Linked DNA regions of Homo sapiens: region 1 is linked to region 2. A link is an interaction called in ENCODE POLR2A ChIA-PET data of the cell type or tissue named here. Cell type or tissue: HepG2. All regions are shown on one strand. Each heading gives the region's core, and the rest is flanking DNA. Links, peaks and the distances in the headings are about the cores only. Region 1 holds the start of ESRP2 (epithelial splicing regulatory protein 2). Region 2 overlaps DUS2 (dihydrouridine synthase 2).

Evidence for each region. Peaks named below come from ENCODE experiments on the same cell type or tissue, not always from the same donor. Only the 100,000 strongest peaks of a DNase experiment are listed, where the experiment ranks them.
Region 1: POLR2A ChIA-PET joins it to region 2 with 57 read pairs; 24 of 35 experiments call an interaction of 5 or more read pairs at or near these places.

Annotation. Positions count from the first base shown.
Region 1 is chr16:68,234,990-68,240,350 of GRCh38, forward strand. ESRP2 (epithelial splicing regulatory protein 2) reads right to left here and starts at 1,138. Exons shown (of 15, transcript NM_024939.3): 1 at 859-1,138; 2 at 645-773. The coding sequence starts at 1,056. RefSeq lists silencers at 1,086-1,315, 2,626-2,715, 2,746-2,845 and enhancers at 1,337-1,925, 1,926-2,513, 2,514-3,102, 3,103-3,689. In HepG2, for the core only: a CTCF peak has its summit at 139; DNase peaks (open chromatin) are centred at 122, 602, 1,322, 2,712 and 1 weaker place; H3K4me3 peaks cover 2,497 bases.
Region 2 is chr16:68,077,104-68,082,464 of GRCh38, forward strand. It overlaps DUS2 (dihydrouridine synthase 2), which reads left to right. Exons shown (of 17, transcript NM_017803.5): 16 at 1,342-1,415; 17 at 1,646-2,217. The coding sequence ends at 1,883. Among named protein-coding and RNA genes, the nearest start is that of NFATC3, 5.6 kb to the right of the region's middle. In HepG2, for the core only: no CTCF peak of the experiment used is centred there; DNase peaks (open chromatin) are centred at 2,818 and 3,068; H3K4me3 peaks cover 948 bases.

The DNA.
Region 1 (5,361 bases), core at 106-5,105, 160 kb after region 2:
GCGCCGTAGTGAAGATAAGGAAAAGAAAACAGCAATGGAAACCACCTCCCACTTCAGCTAGGGCAGGAGGCACCCCAGGCCTTTGCACTCAGCAGGCAGATAGTCCCCCAGGCCAGGCCGGGACAGCGCCCACGCCTGGCCAGCCGGCCGGGACAGGCCTAGACGAGCAGTTTACACCTGGCGGCGTCTACCTCTAGGGCCGACACCGCCCTACGCCTCCGCTCCAGCAGCTCCCAAGCAGGCCGAAGACGCGGGCCGCAAGGACAGGTGACCTATATGGGCCCCTCGACCCCTTTCGCTTCCGGCTGCGGCTCAGGGAGACCTGACCCAGCAGGTCTCCCAAAGGCGTCTCGGCCTCGCTCCCCGGGCGGGAACTGGGGATGGATCCCAAAGCCTGCGTCCCGATCCCTTCGGTAGGAGTAGGTTCCTGCAATGGTTGAAAAGTAAGGAGCCCAGGGGAATGGCTGGCACGCGCGGATGAAAGGGGCACGCACACGCGAGAGTCGCTCAAAGTTTCAAACAAGAGCCCAGTCCTGCCGCCTGGACCGGTTGGTTGCGGCACGCCAGGCCTAGCCTCCGGCCGCCAATCCCGCCCAGAAATGTCCTCACGTCCAGGCCATGCCGCCACCCACCCCGGCGCTCACCTGCTGCAGCACCTTGTCCAGCGGCTCTGCCCGCGCCAGGCTGTCGGCGCTCAGGCCGCTCGCCTCGCGGCACTGCGTACTCAGTGCGGCCGCCTCGGCACGAACCAGCGATTTGTGCAGCGTCCCCACCTGTGAGCGGCGGGGGAAACCGATCAGCCGCGCCCCTCGACCCCGGAAGCTCCCTGGGGACCTCACCGCCTCTTTTCCACCCTACCTGGCGGCTCCGCGGCTCAACCACTTGCCAAACTAGGAGGATTAAGTCGGTCTCGTCCGAGCCCAGGTCCCGTCCCAGCGCACCCGCCGTAGCCCCGAAGAGGACGACCAGTGATCCGGGCCAGGGGCAGGGGTCCGCGGCGGGGTCGGCCGCGGGGTCAGGGCCCGGGGGAGGGGGCGGCGGCGGCGGCGGAGTCATGGCCGCAGAGGAAGGGGGCTCTCGGCCAGACACGCGGACCGACGAGGCGCACGCACGCACCGACCGACCGCAGACGCGGATCAGCTTGGGCGGGACACCGTGTATCGGGGGCGGCACCTGCGGCCCGGCTGGCTCAGTGGGCGCTGCCAAGACCCGCCCGTGGCGCCCCGCGGGGCGGGGCGGCTACCGGCCCACGCCCTCTCCAGGCGAGTTACCTGCCGGCCCCGCCGGCCACGTGACCGGGGCGGCTCCGGGAACCTTGGGGGAGGGCCGCCAGAACTCAACCCAGGACGCAAGAGCTCACGCTCCCGGCCTGGGCGCACGCTTAGGATCCGGATTCCTACTTCCAGGGCTGGTCCTGCCTGATTTTGGGGGCTAACCCATTCTTCCGCTCTCCCCCCACTCTTCCCCAGGGGTCGTCAGGCCTCTGCAAAGGAGCGTGCAAGACAGAGGCCTTCTCCAGTATGGAAGTCACCAGGAGGCAGTCTAGGGGCTGTGGGGGTCAACACGGCAGGTCTGGGGTTGATGGAAGTCAAAGGGTCAAGGGGGCGGTGAGAGTTGCCGGGTATCACCCTGTAGGGGGATCACCAGAAGTCACCTGGGAAAGGGGAGGGCGGCGGGAACATCAGCGTTGTTAGAGCTGTGGGGTGGTCACCAGGGATCACAGGGAAGGGCTTGTCCACGCAGATGCTAGGGCCGAGCGCTAGCCTGGCACTGAGAAGTGCCAGAGCGCGGTCGTTGTGGGTTGGGAGTGGGCAGGCCTCAATGCTGGGGAAAGGAACCCCCCAAATCGCAGAGAGCTGCACCCTAGACGAGGCTGAGAGGGGTAGAACGGGCCTGGAGCCTCACTCCTACCCCACGTGTGGGGGCCTGCCTGCTTTCGTCCCTTTCTGGACGGTGGAGAAGCTGCCTGGAGATTGCGAGCGCTCTGGCCGATGGGGGGCTAGCGTTGAGCGTGTGTGCGCGCATGCGGGCTGCAGATCCTCCCTTTTCCATCCCGCACCTACAACCCAATTGACAGCCCCGCATTTGGGGCTCCCATTCCTCCCTTTGCCCAGTGGAGCTTGGTGAGGCTCCTTTATGGCGCGTTTCCCGGCCGTTCCTTACTTTCCCAAACTCTCCCAGGGAGGTGACTGAGAAACTGAATAAGTGACTGAGAAACTGAATAATCCAGCAGGAAGGAGGGGGCTCCAGCGTGGCGGGAACTGAGTCACGCGGTTGCCTAGCCCGACTCGAGACTGAGACGGGAGCCGCACCACGCGCTTTCGGACAAGGAGGGTGCTGCGGCCCGGCCCCTGGACAATGGAGAGAGCGGGGCACCCGGGCGCATCACCAGAGCTCATGCCCGGGAAAGGGGCGAGGCCCGGGGGGAGAGAGCTCAGCGTAGCTCCACTTGGCAGCTAAAGAAACAGGCGCCCGGGACGGAAATGACTCGCGCCCGGACACGGCGACAGGGAGAGCATGGGAAGTGCTTCCTTCGCCCGGCGGGTTCGAGCGAGTAGCACTTTACTTTCCCTACAGGTGGAGGCGGGCCTTGGTGCGCGGCTGTCCATCTCCGGACCGCCCACCCGGGCACTGGCCCATGCGTCTCCTCCCCCGGAAGCGGTAAGCGAATCAGGCGCGGGGGAAGGGAGAACGTTGCTCCTCGGGCCCCTCCTCCCGATAAGCCTGGAATGTCAAATATTTGTTCGCGGGGCGGGGCGCAACCGCGAGTAACGCTCCTCCCCCTCCCGCCCGGTAGGGCGCCTGCGCTTGGTGGAGGCGGCCCTTCCTCCGGCCACGCCCTTCCAGCCAACTCCCCTAAACCAGTGGCCCTAACCGCCGCATTCCTAAAGCTCCACAGAAGCACGTCGCTTCCTCCTTGGCTCCTGTCTGGGTTCCACTCTTACAGCACAGGGTCACAGCGTCCCCGCCCGAAGGTCTGGGCGCTACTCGGTCTCCTTCTCGCCCCTCCTGGCGACCTCATCTGTGCAGCCTCTAGGCCCTTTTTCCTCTTCAGCCTGAGTCTCGACGCCCGCTCTTCCCGGAAGCCACCTTCGCGAGGTGACTGCTCCATTGTGGCGTCTCTGGCAGTCCTGAGCGCTTTCCCACGGAAGACGCGCTTATGCGTGTCCAAGTCGCCGCTGGGTCGTGAACCTGAGGCACGGGCTGGTAGCACAGTGCGGCTCCCCTAAACTACCCCGGATGCCCATCCGGCTGCCCCCATAGCAAGACAACTCCTGCAACTTAGATTCTTTTTATTTTATTTTATTTTTTTAATTTTTATTATTCTTTTCTTTGAGACGGAGTTTTGCTCTTGTTGCCCAGACTGGAGTGCAATGGCGCGATCTCGGCTTACTGCAACCTCCGCCTCCTGGGTTCAAGCGATTCTCCTGCCTCAGCCTCCCAAGTAGCTGGGATTACAGGCGTGCACCACCACGCCTGTATTTTTTTAGTAGAGACGGGGTTTCACCATGTTGATCAGGCTGGATGGTCTCGAACTCCTGACCTCAGGTGATCCACCCGCCTCGGTCTCCCAGTGCTGGGATTACGGGCGTGAGCCACCACGCCTGGCTAATTTTTGTATTTTTTGCAGAGACGGGGTCTCGCCATGTTGACCAGGCTGGTCTCGAACTCCGCCCACCTCGGCCTCCCGAAGGGCTAGAATTATAGGCATGAGCTACCGTGCACTCAGCTCCAACCCTTGCATTCTTCTTTAAAAACCAAATTCGTTTAAATACTGGGCAGGAGGGTGGGGTCCTGTTTTGCTGAGATCCCTTACTCATCTTCAGATGAGTCCTTCCAGATGACCCCATTATTACTAAACAACCCACACTCCTGACCCCAACCGACCCTCATTGCTTCTTTCTGCCCCCCAACCCCCCAACTTAACCAACTTATAACACGATTTATTAATCGTGTATTGTCTCCCCGCTCCATCATCCTATCCTCGAAGATAGAGGCTTACCCCCAACGCCTGTCACTGAATGAATGAACTGTTGTCTAAGGCTAGCTTCTTCTGCCACAGGGTATTTCAGCAATGGTAAGACACAGGCCTTTGCAGTAGGGTCTCATCTGTGCCCTTTCCTCCTCTCCAGCCCTACCCCTTCTCTATCTAGGGCTCCAGCTCTTCCTCCAGAATTTTTTTTTTTTTTTTTTTTTTTTTGAGACAGAGTCTCGCTCTGTCCCCCAGGCTGGAGTGCAATGGCATGATCCCGGCTCACTGCAACCTCCGCCTCCTGGGTTGACGCGATTCCTCTGCCTCTGCCTCTGCCTCAGCCTCCCGAGTAGCTGGGACTACAGGCGCGCGCCACCATGCCGGGTTAATTTTTGTATTTTTAATAAAGATGGGATTTCCCCATATTGAACAGGCTGGTCTCGAACTCCTGACCTCGTGATCCGCCCGCCTCGGCCTCCCAGAGTGTTGGGATTACAGGCATGAGCCACCGCTCCCGGCCTTCCTCCAGATTTTCTACCTTCCGCAGGGGTCCCTTCTGTAGTTTGAGATTTCTGTACTTCTCTAAAAATTGTCCCCCACCCCCACCCCACTCCTCGCTCCCCTGGGGTTCATGAATTAATGAATAGGAGATTGGTACGGCAGAGAGGTAAGCAAGGCCCCGACGGCCCAGGCCGCCTGAGGTCAGCCGCCTTTCTCAAAACCGCGTGCCAGATATTTGGAAGAAAGAACTGGGTTCCGTGGGCCTCATACTCGCGAAATTTTACCCTCACCTTGGCCCTCAGGCCTGCCTGGGCTGCACTCCTAAAGGCAGCCGGCGCTGTTGCCTCGGGGACATGAAAGCCCGGGCAGATACAGGGTGGGAGGCGGGAAGCGTGGCGGGTCTCCTGGAACCTCCAGGGCGTCTAGGAGTGGTGCGAAAACGCCCTCCCTCCTTCCCTTCGCTACCAAGAAAGATCTCGCAGTGGAAGAGGATTCGACGCTGGGGATCACCGCGGAGATCCACACTCGTCTGCCCAGACCCGTCCCCGCTCTCAGCGACCCTCCTTATGTCCCGGGCCACCCCACTAGCCAGCGCGTTGGGCCCCACCTCCCGGGTTGGGATCCCCGCACCTGTGCAGAGTGGCTGCCGAGCACCCGCCAGAGGGCGCGCTGACTCCGTTGCCAGAACCAGGGGGGCAGGGGCGTGCGCCCGAGGTCGAGCAAAGCACCAGTACAGTGGTGAAAAGGGGGTCCCCTAGATGCCCCCATCAGGCCAATACCCTTTGGCTTTGTTTTTATTTTATTTTATTTTAATTTTATTTTGAGACGGAGTTTTGGTCTCGTCTCCCAGGCTGGAGTGCAATGGTGCGATTTCGGCCCACTGCAAC
Region 2 (5,361 bases), core at 152-5,151:
ATTAGCTGGACATGGTGGTGGGCGCCTGTAATCCCAGCTACTTGGGAGGCTGAGGCAGAGAACTGCTTAAACCTGGAGGCAGAGGTTGCAGTTAGCTGAGATCATGCCACTGCACTCCAGCCTGTCTCAAAATAAATAAATAAATAAATAAATGGGGTCTTGCTTTGTTGTCCAGGCAGGCTGGTCTCAAACTCCTGTGCTCAAGTGGTCCTCCTTCCTCAGCCTCCCAAAGTGCTGGGATTATAGGTCATGAGCCTTTTTTAAAAATTTTATTTAATTATTTAATTATTTATTTATTTTTTGAGACGGAGTCTCGCTCTGTTGCCTAGGCTGCAGTGCAGTGGCATGATCTTGGCTCACTGCAACCTCCGCCTCCAGGTTCAAGTGATTCTCCTGTGTCAGCCTCCTGAGTAGCTGGGATTACAGGTGGGTACCACCACACCTGGCTAACTTTTTTGTATTTTCAGTAGGGATGGGGTTTCACCATCTTCACCAGGCTGGTCTCGAACTCCTGACCTCAGATGATCCCCCGACCTCGGCCTCCCAAAGTGCTAGGATTACAGGCGTGAGCCACCGCACTTGGCCCAGACATGTTTTTGGATCAAGCCTCAGCCAATGGGGCACAGAATTGAGCCCCAGATGTGGTGCCCCTGGGGTGGAAACCATGAGATAGGCTTGCTTCACTTCCTTTGGTCCTTGCAGCCATGCCTTCCTTAGGCTGCTCTGCCTCATCTGGACTGGTCTTCTGGCCTCAAGGCTTATACCTTCTGGGGGTTGTGTCTGTGTCCCCACTCCCCCCCACCCCCACCACAGTGACTTTTCCAGAACAAATCTAACTTCTGTCTCCTCAAGTCAGCAGCTCCCCAGTATCTGAAGGATCAAGCCAGCACCTCAGCATAGAGCCTGAGACCCTTCCATGTGCCTCGCTCCTTCCAGTTTCATCCCTGCAGCCCTTTGCTCCAGCCAAGTCACCTGGTCCCTCTGCCACGTGTGCCTTCTCTGCTCCTAGCTTGTCCCTTCTCACCCTTTTGGCATCTGGTGACTCCTCATTTTGGGGACCTGGCCTATCCAGATGTCAGCAGGAGGCTCCATAGTCATGTGCAGCTAAGGGCTCTGCTGCGCTTTGCTTAGGTCTGTGACAGCTCCAGACACTTGAGGTCATTGTGTATTTGTGCCTTTCTCCACTGGGCACTTTTGCTTGGGAGGAGCATGTGATACAGGCAGCCTTCATTTGACTTAGGTTGGAAACACTTCCTTTTATCTGCCTTTGATTTGACCCCAGCAGTTTGGCCTACAGGGCTCATTTCTCTGGCCATGTGATTCCTTTTCTCTTTGTATCAGGTTCAACGCCCTCTAGATCGCCTGTTCTCCTCTATTGTCACCGTTGCTGAACAAAAGTATCAGTCTACCTTGTGGTAAGTTTCCTTATCATAGGAGAGGAGGCTTGGGGTGGGGCGGAGAGTGGGCATTCTGCCCACACATCCAGCATTGTCCTAGGAGGGTTGGGTAGATGGTATATGTGGGCAGTGGCATCCCTGGATGGTGACCCCTTACTCAGTCTTGTCAGAATCTGCCAAGGATGTGTAGAGTCAGGCCTCATAGCCCTGCACCCTGCCCCTCACCTTATTGCCCTCTGTCTGCTCAGGGACAAGTCCAAGAAACTGGCGGAGCAGGCTGCAGCCATCGTCTGTCTGCGGAGCCAGGGCCTCCCTGAGGGTCGGCTGGGTGAGGAGAGCCCTTCCTTGCACAAGCGAAAGAGGGAGGCTCCTGACCAAGACCCTGGGGGCCCCAGAGCTCAGGAGCTAGCACAACCTGGGGATCTGTGCAAGAAGCCCTTTGTGGCCTTGGGAAGTGGTGAAGAAAGCCCCCTGGAAGGCTGGTGACTACTCTTCCTGCCTTAGTCACCCCTCCATGGGCCTGGTGCTAAGGTGGCTGTGGATGCCACAGCATGAACCAGATGCCGTTGAACAGTTTGCTGGTCTTGCCTGGCAGAAGTTAGATGTCCTGGCAGGGGCCATCAGCCTAGAGCATGGACCAGGGGCCGCCCAGGGGTGGATCCTGGCCCCTTTGGTGGATCTGAGTGACAGGGTCAAGTTCTCTTTGAAAACAGGAGCTTTTCAGGTGGTAACTCCCCAACCTGACATTGGTACTGTGCAATAAAGACACCCCCTACCCTCACCCACGGCTGGCTGCTTCAGCCTTGGGCATCTTCATAAATGGGCTTGTGTCCTGGCATGATTCTACTCCCACCCTCTGTGCAGAGCTTGAGCTTTCCAAAGTGGATCTCCTGCCCATCTCTGTGGGTCTGGTAGAGGTGGGGAATGGGGTATCACTGGACTTGGGCCAAGTTAGGAAGGCCCAAGAAGCCCATTCTACTGATGGTACACCTGACACACTGGGCATCAATTGTATGTCCTGATGAGAGGTGATATGGAATCTGGAAGAAAGACTAGGGTAACTGGTGCTGCAGTAAGGGACTAGTCCAGTGGGGTGGGGAGTGTTGGTCTGATCCCCAGAGTCTCCAAGCCTGACAGCTGCCTGGAGTCTCAGACCTGATGAGGTGCCTGCTTTGGACAGTGGGGCACTGGAGGCGGCTGATGACAGCAATTTGGGGCCCTTATGTTTGGCAGATCACACCACACAGTCCCTCCCGTCCCCCGCCTTCCTCATCCCACTTGGGGCGGAAGGAAGTGGCAGATTCTCTTTAATTTCCTCCTGGCAGTGAGAAGCAAACAAACGGCTACCGCATCTCATGGGGCCTCCCCCGCTTACTGGGAGGGGCGTTCTGACCAAAGGTCCCTGCCCTGTCCTGCCCCCGCTTCCTCAGCTGTAAACATGCTGCTTCTCCTCCCTTTTTCCAGGCTCCATTGGGGAGTGGGGAGGGGAGGAGTCCCCTCTGGGTCAAAGCTGTATTTCCCACATCTCCCCTGTGTCAGAGCTTTACTGTTTTGTGGCAACTTTAACACAGGGTCAGGCACCTGTGCCAGCCAGCAGCCTCTGGCCCTGCTGGCCTCTGAGTCTAGGGTTTGGTGGGTGAGGCCTCTGTCTCAGTTCCAGCACCGCCCCCCTCCCCCCTGCCACCCACGCTTGCTTTTCTGTGTGCAGATAAGGATACCGCACTACCCACTGCCTCCCAGAGCTCATTGCTGTTTGACCTTGGGCAACTCACTTCTAGTCCTCTCTGTCCTGAGGGCCCTCCTCTTAGAGGGGATCCGCTGTCCTCTGCCTGTGTGAGGCTGGCTGGAGGACAGTAGGCTGGCCCTTTGATAGGACTCTGCATGGTTAATGGGGTCATTCCATGCCAGGCTGCCCTAACTGACTTCCCAGACCAGTGCTCCCCGAGAAAGGGCTCCACTCAGGAGAAAGACTGAGGCTTGGTCCAGTCTCAGCCACCAAGCTTTAGGCACAATTTATTTCTGATTTTTCTTCTTTTTTTTTTTCATAGAGATAGAGTCTTGCTATGTTGGCCAGGTTGATCTTGAATGCTTGGCCTCAAGCAGTCCTCCCGCCTCACCCTCCCAAAGTGCTGGGATTACAGGCATGAGCTACTGCGCCTGGCCTATTTCTGATTTTTCGTACTAAAAACAATCTCAATCAAAATGCCTCCTTTGGCTGGGTATGGTGGCTCACACCTGTAATCCCAGCACTTTGGGAGGCCGAGGTGGGTAGATCACTTGAGCTTGGGAGTTCAAGACCAGCCTGCTGGGCAATGTGCCAAAACCCTGTCTACAAAAAAATATAAAAATTAGCCAGGTGTGGCCGGGTGCGGTGCCTTACGCCTGTAATCCCAGCACTTTGGGAGGCCGAGATGGGCGGATCACGAGGTCAGGAGATCAAGACCATCCTGGCTAACATGGTGAAACCCTGTCTCTACTAAAATTACAAAAAATTAGCTGGGCCTGTTGGCGGGCACCTGTAATCCCAGCTACTTGGGAGACTGAGGCAGGAGAATGGCATGAACCCGGGAGGCGGAGCTTGCAGTGAGCCAAGATCATGCCACTGCACTCCAGCCTGGGCGACAAAGTGAGACTCTGTCTCGAAAAAAAAAAAAAATTAGCCGGGTGTGGTGGCACGTGCCTATAGTCCTAGCTACTCAGGAGGCTGAGGTGGGTGGATCACTTGAGCCCAGGAGGTTGAAGCTGCAGTGAGCCATGATGGCACTACTGTGTTTCAGCCTGGGCAACAGAGCAAGACCCTGTCTCAAAAAAACAACAACAAAAAACAAAAATGCCCCCTTTGCCTTTTCTTATACTCCAACTGGAACTGGTCAGACAGAGGCTGCAGTGCTGCCCGCCCCCACCAAGTCACTGAGTCCTAAGACCTACCTCCCCAGTGGAACTGGGCTTTGATCTCAGGCCACTTCTCCCACCAGTATGGTTTCCCTGGGGGAAGCCCCTCCTCTGGCAGGGTCAGGTTCATTTCTGGGCTCTGGGGAAGGAGAGGCAGGGATTCAGGTCTGCTATTAAGATAGAGGCTGTAATGTGGGGGCTTTGAGGGCCCTGGGAAGCACTGGGGAGAGAATCCTTTACAGGGGAGGAAGGTGGGGTGGGTCTACTATATATTCTGTGACTGAGGATGTCTGGCAGAGATCCTGGTTGGATATGTTAATCCTCAAATGATCTCACTTTAGCATACCTCAGTGTTGCCTTTCCTGGTCTCAAAGTGACCTGCCCAAGGATGGGACTGACTGGGGGGTGGAGGGGGACAGTCAGGCCTGAAAGCTCTGCCCATTGTTCTCACCATGTCCACCTTAAACTGGGCCACTTAGACTCCCAAACCTCTCCCTGGGCTAGTAGCCACAACACTTATCCATCCATTCCAGCCAGCCTGATTGAGGATTTCCCCTTAGATCATCACATTTGGGGGACAAATGGTTTTGATATGAGCATGAGAGGAAGGGATGAGTAAGGCTGGAGAGGGTGGCAGGTCTCTCAAAGGCCACAGCAAGAAGACTGGGCTGTGTGCAAAGAATCTCTTCCACCCTCAGTTCTGGATACTTGGGTCCTTCCAGTTTACTCTGCTCAGAACTCTTCCATGGGTCTCTTAAGTCTGCTCTCTGGACCAAGTCCAAACTCCTCAGCCTGGCATTTGAGGACAAAGTGCTGACCCTGTCTTCTCAGCACCCTGTGCTGACTTCAGCAACTAACTTTCTGAGATTGTAGTTGGCTGGTCTTATCCTCTCCTCCCAGATTGGGAGCTGCTCAAGGGCAGTCCTTGTGTCCCCTGTGGCTACCTTGGCATGGGTCTGGGGAGCAGGCACAGAAGAATCAAACCAGAGCTTGGGATGAGGGGGATGTTTGGCATGGAGAGGAAGAACTTTTCTAAACTCTGAATTTCCTCAGAGGCTCCTGTTTTGCCTAA